5 separate regions of the Homo sapiens genome follow, and regions 2, 3, 4 and 5 are each linked to region 1. A link is a contact called in ENCODE Hi-C or POLR2A ChIA-PET data. All regions are on one chromosome and are shown on one strand. The core of a region is the stretch at or near the end of the contact, and the rest is flanking DNA. Distances in the headings are between cores, read along the strand shown. Region 1 holds the start of ZBTB7A (zinc finger and BTB domain containing 7A). Region 2 holds the start of MYDGF (myeloid derived growth factor). Region 3 holds the start of NCLN (nicalin). Region 4 overlaps GNA15 (G protein subunit alpha 15). Region 5 holds the start of FZR1 (fizzy and cell division cycle 20 related 1).

What was found. Hi-C counts contacts between places; a loop is a spot of excess contacts on that map. ChIA-PET counts read pairs that join two places held with the same protein, here RNA polymerase II (POLR2A). Pooled maps may share reads with other maps.
Region 2: a pooled map shows a loop between it and region 1 (5-fold over the local background). The contact joins the promoter of MYDGF here to the promoter of ZBTB7A in region 1. A Hi-C loop is called at or near these places in 1 of 50 pooled maps. POLR2A ChIA-PET finds 5 or more read pairs at or near these places in 2 of 52 experiments (GM10248 and K562).
Region 3: a loop to region 1 is called in a map of gastrocnemius medialis, with 3 times the contacts of the local background. The contact joins the promoter of NCLN here to the promoter of ZBTB7A in region 1. A Hi-C loop is called at or near these places in 2 of 168 maps with a recorded cell type or tissue (B cell and gastrocnemius medialis), 1 of 37 single-sample maps with no recorded cell type and 8 of 50 pooled maps. POLR2A ChIA-PET finds 5 or more read pairs at or near these places in 1 of 52 experiments (activated CD4-positive, alpha-beta T cell).
Region 4: POLR2A ChIA-PET joins it to region 1 with 16 read pairs in PC-3. The contact joins the enhancer-like site here to the promoter of ZBTB7A in region 1. A Hi-C loop is called at or near these places in 1 of 168 maps with a recorded cell type or tissue (B cell). POLR2A ChIA-PET finds 5 or more read pairs at or near these places in 2 of 52 experiments (PC-3 and activated CD4-positive, alpha-beta T cell).
Region 5: a loop to region 1 is called in a map of CD8-positive, alpha-beta T cell, with 3 times the contacts of the local background. The contact joins the promoter of FZR1 here to the promoter of ZBTB7A in region 1. A Hi-C loop is called at or near these places in 2 of 168 maps with a recorded cell type or tissue (CD8-positive, alpha-beta T cell and tibial artery), 7 of 37 single-sample maps with no recorded cell type and 13 of 50 pooled maps. POLR2A ChIA-PET finds 5 or more read pairs at or near these places in 4 of 52 experiments (GM12878, H1, MCF 10A and 1 more).

Annotation. Positions count from the first base shown.
Region 1 is chr19:4,065,633-4,068,332 of GRCh38, reverse strand. It overlaps ZBTB7A (zinc finger and BTB domain containing 7A), which reads left to right and starts at 1,434. Exons shown (of 3, transcript NM_015898.4): 1 at 1,434-1,651. RefSeq lists silencers at 584-913, 974-1,083, 1,294-1,353, 1,394-1,443, 1,454-1,653 and 1 more.
Region 2 is chr19:4,668,936-4,671,635 of GRCh38, reverse strand. MYDGF (myeloid derived growth factor) reads left to right here and starts at 1,294. Exons shown (of 6, transcript NM_019107.4): 1 at 1,294-1,475. The coding sequence starts at 1,302. RefSeq lists a silencer at 905-1,294.
Region 3 is chr19:3,184,639-3,187,338 of GRCh38, reverse strand. It overlaps NCLN (nicalin), which reads right to left and starts at 1,409. Exons shown (of 15, transcript NM_020170.4): 1 at 1,125-1,409. The coding sequence starts at 1,308. RefSeq lists a silencer at 923-1,492 and enhancers at 2,003-2,142, 1,449-2,331.
Region 4 is chr19:3,160,359-3,163,058 of GRCh38, reverse strand. GNA15 (G protein subunit alpha 15) reads right to left here. Exons shown (of 7, transcript NM_002068.4): 7 at 1-266. The coding sequence ends at 40. Among named protein-coding and RNA genes, the nearest start is that of GNA15-DT, 6.5 kb to the right of the region's middle. RefSeq lists enhancers at 1-510, 314-608. Within about 2 kb of position 1,383, at least 3 of the 41 ENCODE cell types and tissues checked have a DNase peak (open chromatin) inside an H3K27ac peak, as active enhancers do.
Region 5 is chr19:3,504,924-3,507,623 of GRCh38, reverse strand. It overlaps FZR1 (fizzy and cell division cycle 20 related 1), which reads right to left and starts at 1,313. Exons shown (of 14, transcript NM_016263.4): 1 at 1,150-1,313. RefSeq lists enhancers at 559-768, 1,579-1,838, 1,889-1,938 and a silencer at 1,109-1,258.

The DNA.
Region 1 (2,700 bases), core at 185-2,684:
CCGTTTGGGTGTTGAAAGGCGCTTTTAATAAATTGTGCGAAGAAGCCATAAACTGTGTCTCTCGCAGGAGAGGCTTTGAAGTCAGAGGACAGGCTGGGTACACTACACCCAGGCCGGTGGTGGTTCCCGCTGTCAGGTGGTGTTGGTACTAAGAATGCCAGATAATAATAAAACATAATAATGACCCTGGGATTAGGTGTTAGAATGAAGGCACAGTGAGCCCCGGAACAGGGTCACCCACTGGATAAGCGCTCACTAAACGGCAGCTAAAGCAGCTGTCAGTACTCTCTCTGTCTGGAGGAATGAGGAAGGGGAAACTGAGTCCTGGAGCCCTCCCCCCCCCCCCCAGGCGCGCGGTCGCACCAGCCAGCCCTCCCCGGGCCGGGCCAGGACGTTCTCACCACTCGTGCCCTGCTCCCCCTTCCCTGTCCCCCGCCGGACCTCTCCCACGACCGGGGAGGAAGTGGGAGAAACGGACAGGGGAAAAAAAAAAGTCGCGCTGAACCAACGCCTCCCCACTCCCCACCTCCGCCCCTCGCGAGCCATGCAGACCCCCTTGTGCCAAGGAGCGGCCCGCGCGGACCAGGCGTCCAGGGCCCGGTCCCCGTCCCGCCCCGCGGCCCGCAGCCGGGTGGGGGAACTCGCGAAGCCGGGAAAACAACCGCCCTCCCCGCCCCTCGCCAACCCCTTCCCCCGCTGACGCCCCTAGCGCAGCGGGGTGGAGGCGACTCCTTTATATAATCGCGGGAGGGCAGGTTGGTGGTTTCATTTAGGGACCCGGGAGCCCCGCGGACCCGGGCTGTCCTTGGCAAGGCCACCCCCCGGGGTCCCTGGCGCGGCAAGTCCCACTGAGGCCCGGGGAGGCCCAGGGCCTGGCCTTGCGGGGGGATCCCCACCGCCTCACCCCCAACCCACCCCCGGCAGCCCAGGCCGCGCGACCCACACGCCCGCGTCGCTCCTCGCTGTGCGCACCGCGCTCCCCGCCCCCGCTGCCATCCTGCCACGCCCCGGGCGTCGGGGGCACAGCCCGCGCCCCCCCGCACCCCGCCCCTGCGCAGAGGCTGGGGGCCTGTTTATCTGGAGGCCCCCACCCCCCCTCCACCCCGGGGGGCCCGCTCCCCCCGCGCCCCGGGGAGCTCTGGGGCCAGATAAGCTGGCAAGCTGGCACGGCGCCGCGCGGCGGGGCGGAGAGGTCAGAGGCGGGGGGGCGCGCCGGGGCGGGCCGGACCCCCCCCCCCGACTTGACAAAACCTAATAACAGCCCGGTCTCCCCGGCGCAGCGGGCGAAGCCCCACGGGAGGGCAGAGACGTGGCAAGAGGGGACCTGCCGAGCCTGTTCTGGCCTCCGAGGCCAGGCTGGGGGGGGCGGGCTGGGCGTGGGGGGGCCGGCGGCTGCGGCACCTTTAAGACAAGGGAGGACCCCTCTTGCCCTCGGAGAAACCAGGAAGGGAGTCGCGAGCATCATACGGGGCTTTGGCTGTACTGTACAGTTACTGTAGGGGCAGTGACGCCGCCGCCGCCGCGCGAGGGAGCGACCAGGGCAGCGCGACGCGGGCAGAGCGAGCGCCGCGGACCCCGGAGGCGAGCGGCCGAGGGAGCCCAGTCCCAACTTCGGGCCCCGGCCCCGCGCGCCCCGGCCCGGCCCCGCGAGGTAAGTCAGCGCCCGGCGCGGCCCCCGGCACGGGGTGCAGGGCGGGGACGGGCGGGGGTCGCTGCGGCCACCGCTGCCCCCTCGGGAAGGGGAGATCCGGGGAGCCGGGGACGTTCCCCCAAGTTTCAGAGGAAGGGGTGGTTGGCAGCTGCCCGGAGGCTGGAGGCGCCCTGGATCCCGAGCGCGGGGAGGGGGCGCCGCCCGGGAAGGGGGGATTGGGGGCTAAGTGCATGAGCTTGTGCGCCAGCCCCCCCCAACCCGGGTGCATGGCTTTTCGGGGCTCCCAGGCGCGCGGGGAGCGGGGGAGGGGAAGCAGGGCTGCATTGAGGGTGGGGGGAGCCGGCGTGGGGAGATAGGGGGGCGCGTCGCCTGCTAAGTTTCCAGCTGAAGACGAGGGGCGCTCTCGCCCCCCGGGGGCCTATTCGGTGCTGCGTGCATACGTTGGAGTTGGCCAGGATTGAGCTCCATGGGGGATGGGGGGGAGGGGGCTGAAAAAACAGGGAGGGGGGCTTCGGAAAGGAGGGGGAAGGGGTGGGGTGTCCGGGTGGGCGGGCAGGGCCGCAGGGACCTCTGGGCTTCGTAGTCCCTCCGCCGTTTGCAGCCGGCAGGTGGCAAGCGGCTTGGACTACAAGTCCCAGGGTGCCCCGCGCCGACAGCCCGCCGCGGCCTGCGGGTAGGGGCGGTGCGGAGGAGGGGCGGTGAGCGGCGGGCCGGAGAGCCAATGGGCGCGGGCCGATCGCGCGGCGCGGCGCGGGGGCGGGGCCAGCCCGCCAGGGGGCGGGGCCTGGAGCCGGGCTCCCCTCGCCGGGGGCCGGTGGCGGTCCCGGCTTCCGGCTGCGCGGCCCGCGGGCCGGCCCCCTCCCCGCCCCGGGGCCCCTCCCCGCCTGGTTGTGTAACCGTCCCCAGCCCCCCTCCCCTCGGCCCCCCGCCCGTGGGGGGGGGGTCACCCTCCCCGCGCTCCCCGGGGAGGGCGGCGGCCCGGGCGGCCGCGCGGTGCAGGCGAGCCCGGGGATGCGCGGCCTAGCGCAGGCCGGGCCCGGGCGTGGGGG
Region 2 (2,700 bases), core at 45-2,544, 600 kb before region 1:
GGCTCACCACCCTCCGTAGCTATGGAGTAGAGTGATTTAATTCCTCAAAGGGTGAATTATAACCCATCTTAGGAGTCATCTATGACGTTTTCTCTCTGGATTCTGTTTTTTGCCAGTTGGGAAGGACTAGAAACACCAGCTTAATTATTGACCCCCCAGGCCTGGCCACTGGTGTTTTCTTGAAATGTTAAGCCATTTGTAACCAAAGAATGACTTCCTTCTCTAGTTGAAAACCTGGGATCTAATGATAGCAATAGCTACAATATATAATTCTCAGTTCATTCGTCCCGGTGTGGGAACTTAATTCCCTCACTTACTCCTCCCAACAACTCCTTGAGGTAGGGATTATTTTCTTTTTAACTTTTTATTTTGAAATAATTTTTGCCTCCCAGAAAATCTGCAGAAACTGTAGGGTTTCCTAATACGCTTCATCCAACTCCCCCTAATGTGAACATCGTCTGTAACCCCTAGGACAAGCCAGGTTATCAAAGCCAGGAAGTGAACACCCACATAATCCTATTAACAAATACACAGACTGATCGAGCGTGATGACTCACACCTGTAATCCCAGCACTTTGGAAGGCCGAGGCAGGCGGATCACTTGGGGTCAGGAGCTCAAGACCAGCCTGGCCAACATGGTGAAAACCTGTCTCTACTAAAAATACAAAAATTAGCCAGGGGTGGTGGTGAACACCTGTAGTCCCAGCTACTCGGGAGGCTGAGGCAGGTGCATCACTTGAACCTGGGAGGCGGAGAGTGCAGTGAGCCGAGATCGCGCCACTGCCCTCCAGCCTGGGCAACAAGAGGGAAACAAAAGCAAGCATCCTGCTTCTCATCCTACTTTCCCTCTGCTAATTTTGAATATCGATGCACACACATCTTGGCTGCAACGATTATGAGAAGTTCGCCTAATGGTGACCTTCGATTTCCCTCACTCCCTGTACATCTCCTAACTGAAAGAGCTGCAGTCAGTCACACGGCTGGTGAGGGACCCTGAGACCCCAAAACGAACTCCATTACCACCTGAGGGACCCTCCAAGGATCGCCGGGCTACGCAGGGTCCCTAGGGTACGAGGCCGCCCCCTCGGCGGCCCCGCCCCCTCGGCGGCCCCGCCCCCTCGGCAAAAGTCCCGCCCCCTCGACAAAGTCCCGCCCCCAAGATGGTGGCCCCGGGCGGTGGACAGGGCGGGGCGTGCCGGGTCACGTGGACAGCCGACGCCGACGTGGCCTCCGGCGGACGCTCCACGTGTCCCTCGCCGCGCCCCGTCTACCCGCCCCTGCCCTGAGGACCCTAGTCCAACATGGCGGCGCCCAGCGGAGGGTGGAACGGCGTCGGCGCGAGCTTGTGGGCCGCGCTGCTCCTAGGGGCCGTGGCGCTGAGGCCGGCGGAGGCGGTGTCCGAGCCCACGACGGTGGCGTTTGACGTGCGGCCCGGCGGCGTCGTGCATTCCTTCTCCCATAACGTGGGCCCGGGGGTACGTGCCACCGCCGTCCCGGATATTTGAGTGCTGGCAGGCCCGGGGAGGGGGCGCGGAGCATTGGGGGCGGGGCCCGAGGAGGGGGCGCGGACCGCGGAGGTGGGTACTGAAGAAGGGGTGCGGATTGTTAGGGTCGGAGGCTGAGTGGGGGGCGCGGGACCGTGAGGCCGGGGTCATCACTGGGGCAGGACTGAACTCATAGGGAGCGGGGCCTTGTGGGCCCCGGCGGCGTTGAGGGGGCGTGATCACCTGTCACCTGTCGCCTGCCTGGAGTGTCCAGGCACCCCTGCCCTCCAGACGCAGAGGTGGGGAGGGGTCAGTGATGGGAGCGGCAGGAGGCTAAAGGGCATCTGCCCTCCTGGGCCTGAAGGAAATCAGTCGCTGCAGCTCCGAAGAGGGAGGAAGTGCTCCTTCCTTCCATTGCACAAGGTCCCCCCTCACCGAGGGTGTGAGGCCGGGCCCTCAGCCCTGTACTCAGCTTGTCGGCAAAGTCCTTTCCCCTCTCAGCCTCCCTTTCCCCGCCTGTAATAACAGTATCTTTACTGTTTTTTGACTATTTCTTTTTAGACTTGCGTGCAGTGGCGGGATCTCGGCTCACTGCATCCTTAGCCTTCTGGGTTCAAGCAATTCTTCTGCCTCAGCCTCCCCAGTACCTGGGATTACAGACGTGTGCCACCACACCCGGATAATTGTTGTTGTTGTTGTTTGAGATGGAGCCTCACTCTGTCGCCCAGGCTGGAGTGCAGTGGCGCGATCTTGGCTCACTGCAACCTCTGCCTCCCAGGTTCATGCCATTCTCCTGCCGCAGCCTCCCAAGTAGCTGGGACTACTAATCTTTGTATTTTTAGTACAGATGGGATTTCACCATGTTAGCCAGGCTGGTCTTGAACTCCTGACCGCAGGTGACCCGCCCACCTCGGCCTCCCAAAGTGATGGGATTACAGGCGTGAGCCACTGTGCCAGGCCAGTTTGTTGACTACTTCCTTATAGTTAGGTGTGATGCCAAGTCCTTTATATGTTAGGCCCAAGTTACAGATGAGAAAATGCTTCACATAAAAAAGAGAAACAGAGAGAAACTAGAGGCTCAGAAAAGTTTTCACTTGTCCAGGTCCCATGGCAAAACCCATCTCTACAAAAATACGAAAAATTAGCCAGGTGTGGTAGCAGGTGCCTGTAATCCCAAGTACTCAGGAGGCTGAGGCAGGAGAATCGTTTGAACCCG
Region 3 (2,700 bases), core at 160-2,659, 880 kb after region 1:
CTGAGGGGCCAGGCTGAAAAGAAGAAAAACCAGGGACCAGGTTCTGGAATGTCAGGGACAGCTATAGCCAGGCAAAGACAAGGGGATGTGGAATGGTCTAGACACTGGGGTCAGGGCCACGACGGGAGGGGGCGAGGCTGTTGAGTGGGAGACTTGCAGAATGCAAGGGCAAGGGGGTGCGAATTTGGAAAGGGAAGAGGAAATCCTGGAAAGATGGAACAAGTGGGGTTCTGGGAAGTGGGTGTGAGGAGGCTGAGCTGAGGGCGTGGGTATGCATCAAAGGCGGGACAGAAAGGGGGTCAAAGGGAACCCCAGGCGAGTGGACTGAACTGGGGACGTGGGAGGAGACCAGGGAAGCTGGGCTAGCAGATTCTGAAACATGACTCACGAACTGGGACCAGAGAGCGTCAGGGGTCTGGGGACAAATGTGCCCTTGACGTGGGGGCCGGTGACTAGAGCGAGAAAATTCAGGGGAGTTGAATTTGGGCACTGGACAAAATGCACTTGGCACCCAGGGCCGTGGGAGGGGGTGGGGAATGCTGGACCACCGCGTCGGGTGGCTCAGCCTGGCAGAAATCAGTGCAGGGACCTTTAACTCCAAACGCAGTCAGCTAAAGGCGAGAGGCCTGGGAACACGGACGTGACCCAGTGAATCCAGAGACCAACCAGATGGTCTCCAGAACAGGACCCTGGGAGCTGGAGGTCAGGACGGGAGCGTCTGCTCAAGTGAGCCCGGACCAGGAAGCCTAAGGGGCGGAGGGGGCCCAGGAGGGAGAAACTCGGCAAGGCAGGCAGACGCCGGCCCAGCTGGGGACAGGAGAGAGGGGACTTAGGGCTCCAGGGACGCGGGACGCTTGGCCCGGCCATGGGTTCCGGGGCAGGGAGACCTAGGCAGGGGCCGGGGGCTGTGGGAGCGAGCGCGGGGGGTCCCTGGGCGCTAGGCAAGGAGAGCAGGGATTCCAGGGCGCCCGGGGGTCCAGGGCGGCAGGGCTCTGCCTCGCCTGGGGCCTGAGCATGGGTCGGGCAGCCCAGGCCGGAGCTAGGGATCGGCCTGGGGATCGCCGGGCCGGAGTGGCGTGGCCGGGGAGCCCGGGGAGCCCCGAGGGTGGGCCGGGGACACGCACCGTAGGGCTGGCCCTGCAGGTCGTACTGCTGCATGCGGTACACGGTGAACTCGTGCGCGGCGTCGGCGGCAGGCAGCGGCGGCGCCACCAGCAGCAGCACAGCGGGCAGGAAGACGATGAAGCCGAGCGGCAGACAAGACGCCTTCAGCATGTTCTCCAGCACCTCGCCCGCTTCCTCCAGCATCCTGGCCGGCGGCGGGGCCGCGCGGGGCGGCAGCTGGGACGGGACGGCGGCGGCGGCGGCTCCCGCGGACTCACCTCGGCATGGGTAGCCGCCGGGGTCCTGCGGGCGCCGCGCGGGGCAGCCCGCACTCGCCCTGAGGTCCTGTGGGCACCGCGGCGAACCGCCCCGCCAGCCGCGCTGCCTGTCGGGAATTGTAGTCCGTCCGTCCGGCGCTCGCGGAGCCCTGTGGGAGTTGTAGGCCCACTCTGGAACTCCCGGAAGGTGCGGCAGGCTGTTCGGCTAATACCGTTGAGGTTTCACATAAACTCCAAGTCATAAAATGCAATAAAATGCTTTAAAAAACTATTTCGCGATATCACTTTCTTAACCTTGTCTTTGGCGTTGGGGGAGCTAGGGTGAGGGGCGAAAGGTGGGGACAGGACGTGACCTTGCGACCTGGAAGGAAGTTGGGGATAAAGAGAAAAGGAAGTGCCTGCCTGGCGCGCTAGGTCTTCTGGGAGTTGTAGTCCCGTCAAACACACAAAGGGTCACGGGAACTGTAGTCGTCCTGGCAGAAATTGCTGAGAAAAACAAAAATCACTTAAAACTCCCGAGGATGTAGATGTCAAACTCCACGAAGGCAAAAACTTTTGTCTGTTTTGTGCATATGATGTATCCCCGGCATCTAGCACAAGACCTGGCGCACGGCGGGTGGCCTATACCATTTTTGAATGAATGAATGAAAAATAGAAAGTCATGATAGTCAGTTCCTAAGGGAGGCCGCAGTGGGTTGTGGGACTTGTAGTCTGGAACCTGCGGTTTGTGCAGGGGTCGGTGGCAGGTATTTATATTTATCTTTATTCATATTTGGGGCATACTTATACTAAAAAAGTATTTGTTGTTCATCAGAAATTTAAAGTTAAAACCCAGTGTCTCAGGGCTGGAGGTACCTAAGGAACGTCCCTTTGTACAGATGGGGAGACTGAGCCCCAGGGTGCAGCAGACAGTAGCCCTGGCTCTCAGCACGTTATCATCCCAGGCTCCGTACAGCTGCCTAAGGAGTCAGGGCTTCCTTTCTGTCCCAAGTGAGAAGTGGCATTGGTGCCGATTAAGAGCCTGGGCTCAAATCCCAACTCCTCCATTTCCCAGCTGTGTGGCTTTGGGCAAGTCGCTTCACCTCTCAGAGTCTCAGTTTCCTCAGATATAATGATAAAGAATCAAGCACTCTCCCTGCCAGCAGCATGTGAGAATTCTGTTTGTTTGTTTGTTTGTTTGTTTGTTTTTGAGATGTAGTCTCTGTCACCTAGGCTGGAGTGCAGTGGCTTGATCTCAGCTCACCGCAACCTCCACCTCCTGGGTTCAAGCAATTCCTGTGTCTCAGCCTCCTGAGTAGCTGTAAATTACAGGCGTGAG
Region 4 (2,700 bases), core at 134-2,633, 910 kb after region 1:
CCCGCCCGCCGGTGCCGCCTGCCCCAGGTGGGGCCTGGGTCACAGCAGGTTGATCTCGTCCAGGTAGCGGGCGAGCACCGAGTCCCGCACGTCCTTGAAGACCTTGCGGATGTTCTGTGTGTCTGTGGCACATGTGTAGTGGCTGAAGAGGCGTCGGGATCGTGCGCCCTTCTTGCTGCCCTCGGGGCCGTCCACGCACCCGGTGTACATCCTCGTGTACATGTCCAGGATGAACCTCTTGGCTGCCTCAGCATCCTGCTTAGGGCCTGGGGAAACAGTGTGGGAAGGGGGTGAGGACCCTCCCTCTTTGGACCCAGGGGGCCTCTGGAGACCCTCTTCCCTGTAACCAGCACTGAAGGGACCCAGGGATCGCGCCTGTCATTTTTCTGTGCGTTGACTCCATCTTTTGTAGTCATAGCTGGTCACACGACTCCGGCCCAGCCAATGGGAACACAGGAGATTGTCTCACACGAGTCATGTGACCTGAAATGGACCAATGAGACCCAGCTCTGGGACTTCGGGCAGAACTGTGTTAAAGAGAGACACTCTCTTGGCCTCGCTTACAGCCAGTGCAGTTGGAAGACTGGAATCGCATAGACAAATATCCCAGGACTGTGAAGATGGCGGCATCAAGGCCAAACGAGGGGAAGAGAGTCCTCTTTTTTTTTTTCTTGAGATGGGGCCTCGCTCTGTCGCCCAGGCTGGAGTGCAATGGTGCAATCTTGGCAGTAGCTGGGATTACAGGCGCCTGCCACCATGCCCAGGTAATTTTTGTATTTTTAGTAGAGATGGGGTTTTGCCATGTTGGCCAGGCTGGTCTCGAACTCCTGACCTCAAATGATCAGCCCGCCTTGACCCCCCCAAAGCGCTGGGATTACAGGCGTGAGCCACTGTGCCCAGCCCTGCATAGGGTTTTAACATGAAGATTAAAGAAGCTTTGTAGAGTGCTTCCACCAGTGCGGTAGATGTGTTAGCTGCTGTTATCAATTTTATTATTATTATCATTATTATTATTATTATTATTTTGAGACAGAGTCTCACTCTGTCACCCAGGTTGGAGTGAAGTGGCATGATCTCAGCTCACTGCAACCTCCACCTCCTGGGTTCAAGCGATTCTCCTGCCTCAGCCTCCCGAGTAACTGGGATGACAGGCCCCCGCCACCACACCCAGCTAATTTTTGTATTTTTAACAGAGATGGGGCTTTGCCATGTTGGCCAGGCTGGTCTCAAACTCCTGACCTAAAGCGATCTGCGCGCCTCAGCCTCCCAAAGTGTGGTTTCTTATTATTATCACAAATATTATTTAGCACAGTGGAGGGTAGGGCTGGGAGTCAGCAAAGAGTGCACCAGTCACTTGTGCTGGGAGACAAGGATGAGTCATGGGTGGTTCCCTTTGACCTGAATGAAAAAAATATCTACCTTATCCTGTTCCCAAATTCTCTAAACTATGAGCTGATTCCCAGGGCTGCTTGGCAAGGAAGAGGGGCTATCCAGGCCACCATCCTGGAACAACTTGACGTCTATCTCCCAGACCCTGAATCTTGTGGGTATAATTGGCTAAAATTGGCCTCATGGGCTCTGAGACATGACAAGACCAGGGATCAAAACCTGGTGACTTCACCAAAGTTTATGTTTACTGATTGTGGACCTGGTGTCAAGCATGTACTAAGGACTCATCTACTATGGTTGCTTGTATATTGAGGTGAACAGTGTCCCCCAAAATTCATGTCCACCTGGAACTTCAGAATATGACTTTTAGAAATCGGATATTTGCAGATGTAATTAGTTAAGTTAAATTAGGTCATGGCCAGGCATGAGGGCTCACGCCTGTAATCCTAGCACTTTGGAAGGCCAAGGCAGGTGGATGACAGATGTGTGGTTGGGCCCAGGAGTTCCAGATCAGCCTGGGCAACATGGCGAAACCCTGTCTCTACAGAAATATACAAAAATTACCCAGGTGTGGTGGTGTGCGCCTGTAGTCCCAGCAACTCAAGAGGCTGAGGTGGGAGGATCACCTGTGCCCAGGAGGTTGAGGCTGCAGTGAACTGTGATCACACCACTGGACTCTAGCCTGGGCAACAGAGCAAGACCTTGTCTCAAAAAAAAAAAAAAAAAAAAAAAGTGGTCATACCAAAGTATGGGCCCTAAATCCAATGACTGGTGGCCTTATAACAACAGGAGAGGACACATAAAGGCATGGTGAGAAGACAGCCATGTGAACATGGAGGCAGAGATTGCAGTGATATGTCTACAAGCTAAGGATTGTAGGCCACCACCAGAAGCTGAGAGAGAAGCATGGAATGGATTTTCCCTTAGAGCCTCCAAAAGGAACCAACCTTGCCAATACCTTAACTTTGGACTTCTGTTGTTTCCTGTTGTTTTAAGCCACCCAGTTTGTGGTACTTTGTTACGGCATCCCCAGGACATGAAGGCAAGTTATCTCCAAGATGGCTGCCGTCACTTCCTTCCCTCCCTGTATGCATGTGTCATGCTGCCTTCAAGAGATGGAGTCTCTTTCTTTTGAATCCGGGCTGATATGAGTGATGTGCTTGACAAATAGAATGTGGCAGAGTAACGTCTGACATTTCTGAGGCTATCATGAGAAGCAGCTTCCACCTGGGCTGAAGTCTGTCTACCCTGAGGCAGCCATATTGTGAGTAAGCTCAAACCATGTGAAGAGGCTGTGGATCATGAGGCCCC
Region 5 (2,700 bases), core at 64-2,563, 560 kb after region 1:
AATCACCCTCCTTCAAAGCACATAGGTTGGGGTGGGGGCCTCACCACGGAGAGGCATGAGGTCATCGCCCGGTAGACTGGGGCGGGGCGGGGGAATCGGAACCAGAGAGACGCCCTGAACCAGAGGATGAGTTTGGGGTGGAGAAAACAGGGGAAAAGACAAAACAGATTTAGGCTGAACATCTGCATATCGGGGGTCTCAGGACGTGGGGTGGAGACAGGTCTGGACGGTGGAAGAGGGGGAGGGGGTGTCACAGGTTTGAGTAGGGGTAAAACGGCTCTGAATGGGGGGCACACTCCATATTCTGGGGATCCGAGATGGCCAGGCTTGCGTTTGGAGAAGACACGGGGCAGGACGCAGGACGGAGGTTCAGTTCGGAGGAGGGAGGGGCTTGTGCACGGATAGCTCGTCTGAGGCTTTGGTGGGAGAGCTGGATTTCGGGGGAATGGGGGCTGGTAGGGGGCACGCTGGGAGGGTGGGGGAGCAGAAATCAGCGAGATGAGGTGAGACGGGGACATCCATGCACTCAACCCGTGCCTGCGGGGACTGGTGGACACAACAGTGACCACAGACACAGGTTTCCGGGTGTCCCGGGCTGGGACTGCATTTTACTGGGGCGAGGGGCTGGTTGCGGCCTGGGCGAGCCATCGCACACCACAGGCTCAGCGATGGGGGGCGGCTTCGTGTGGGCAGGACCCAAGCTGGGAGGGTCTGAACTGGGAAGTCCCGGGGATGACAGGCCAGGGAGAAATCACCCGGGTTAGGAGGCGGGGTCTGCTGTTCTAGGGGTGCGCAGTGGGGTCCCCTGGTTGGGGGTGCAGGGCTCAGCCTATTTTAAAAAGAATGGTGGACGCTGACGGCGGCTGCGGGGAGGTCACGACTTACAGGTGGCTCGGGGTGGGGGTCACGGCAGGCCCCGACGTGGGGGGGACGCTGGGATTTGGGTGTTAACTCGGGAGACGCGGATGCTGAGGTCACCCGGGCCTAGTTCGGCCTGGGAGGCGGCATTCGAGGGGACTGGGGGCTCCTGGAGGGGCCTGAGCTGGGGTGGGGGTCGCAGCCCGCCCCGCCGTCCCGGTTTTGGGGGGTCGCAGTCAAGCTCCGCCGCCTAGGGCCCGGGGGGCGGGTCCCCGACCCCGGCCGCCTCACCTGGCTCGCTCCCGTGGCTCGCTGGCTCCCGCCGACCCCGCCTCTCCTGGCACCGCACAGCGCCCGCCTCCGGCCTCCGCAGCTCCCGCAGGCCCGGCCGCGGCCGCCGCTGACGGGATCCCGGGCTCCGCGGTCCCTAATATGGCGGCGGTCGCTCCTCCGCTGCCTCCCGGCTCCCTCCCTCCGCCGCGCGCGCCCGGCCGGCCGCGCGCACCCCCGCAACCCGACCACGCCCCCACGCCGCGCGCGGCTAATCGCGGCCACGCCCCCCGCCTACCCCACACACCGCCAGGCCCTGCCCAACACCCAGCCAGGCCCTGCCCACTCCGAGTGGCTGCGCCTGCGCGCGTTGGGCATCTCGGGAGGACGTGACGTCTCCCGCGATTCAAATCAATACAGGAAGCGCGGCTCCACGCGTTGCCCAGGGCAACCGCGGCCGGAAGAGGACCCGCGGGGTGCTAGACGTTGCAGAAATGGCTCTGGTAGATGGAGGGCGTGGTTCCCACTGGGGACAGTCGCGGAATGGGGCGCCCCAGGGCAGACCCTTCCTAGGGTAGATCGAAGCCAGGCACACCTCAGTGCGGCATTGACGTCGCGCCTAATGAGCGCAGATGGGACCCAACACCAGGTGCGTGTCCCGAACGTACAAACGTCACTGCTGAGAGTCATTAATTTATTCAACAAACCTGCATTGCGCTCCTAAGTGCTGCTCCTCCAGGCCCCAGTGAGACAGCAGGGAACAAAACAGGTTTTTAGGCCAGGTGCGGTGGCTCAAGCCTGTAATCCCGGCACTTTGGGAGGCCGAGGCGGGCGGATCACCTGAGGTACGGAGTTAATCCCAGCTACTCGGGAGGTTGAGGCAGAAGAATCCCTTGAACCCAGGAGGCAGAGGTTGCAATGAGCCGAGATTGCGCCACTGCACTTCAGCCAGGGTGACAGAGCAACACTACGTCTTGAAAAAAAAAACAAAAAACAGGTTTTTAAAAAAATTATGGGCCGGGCGCGGTGGCTCACGCCTGTAATCACAGCACTTTGGGAGGTGGAGGTGGGTGGATCACCTGAGGTCAGGAGTTCGAGACCAGCCTGGCCAACATAGTGAAACCCCGTCTCTACTAAAAATACGAAAAATTAGCCAAGCATCGTGGCAGGCGCCTGTAATCCCAGCTACTGGGGAGACTGAGGCAGGAGAATTGCTTGAACCCGGGAGGCAAAGGTTGCAGTGAGCCAAGATCGCACCATTGTACTCCAGCCTAGGCAACAGGGCAAGACTCAGTCTCAAAAAAAAAAAAAAAAAAAAAAAGGTTAAACATAGAATTGCCACATGACACAGCAGTAACACTCCTAGGTATCTACCCAAGAGAAACAAACATGTAACATCCACGCAAAAACTCACACACCTATGTGCATAGCAGCTTTATTCATAACATCCACAAAGTGCACACAACCCAAATGTACATCCACAGATGAAGGGAAAATGCTCCATTCATACAATGACACGGTGTTTTGCAATATGAGGCAATGAGGCTCGGACACAGGCTACAGATTGGATGA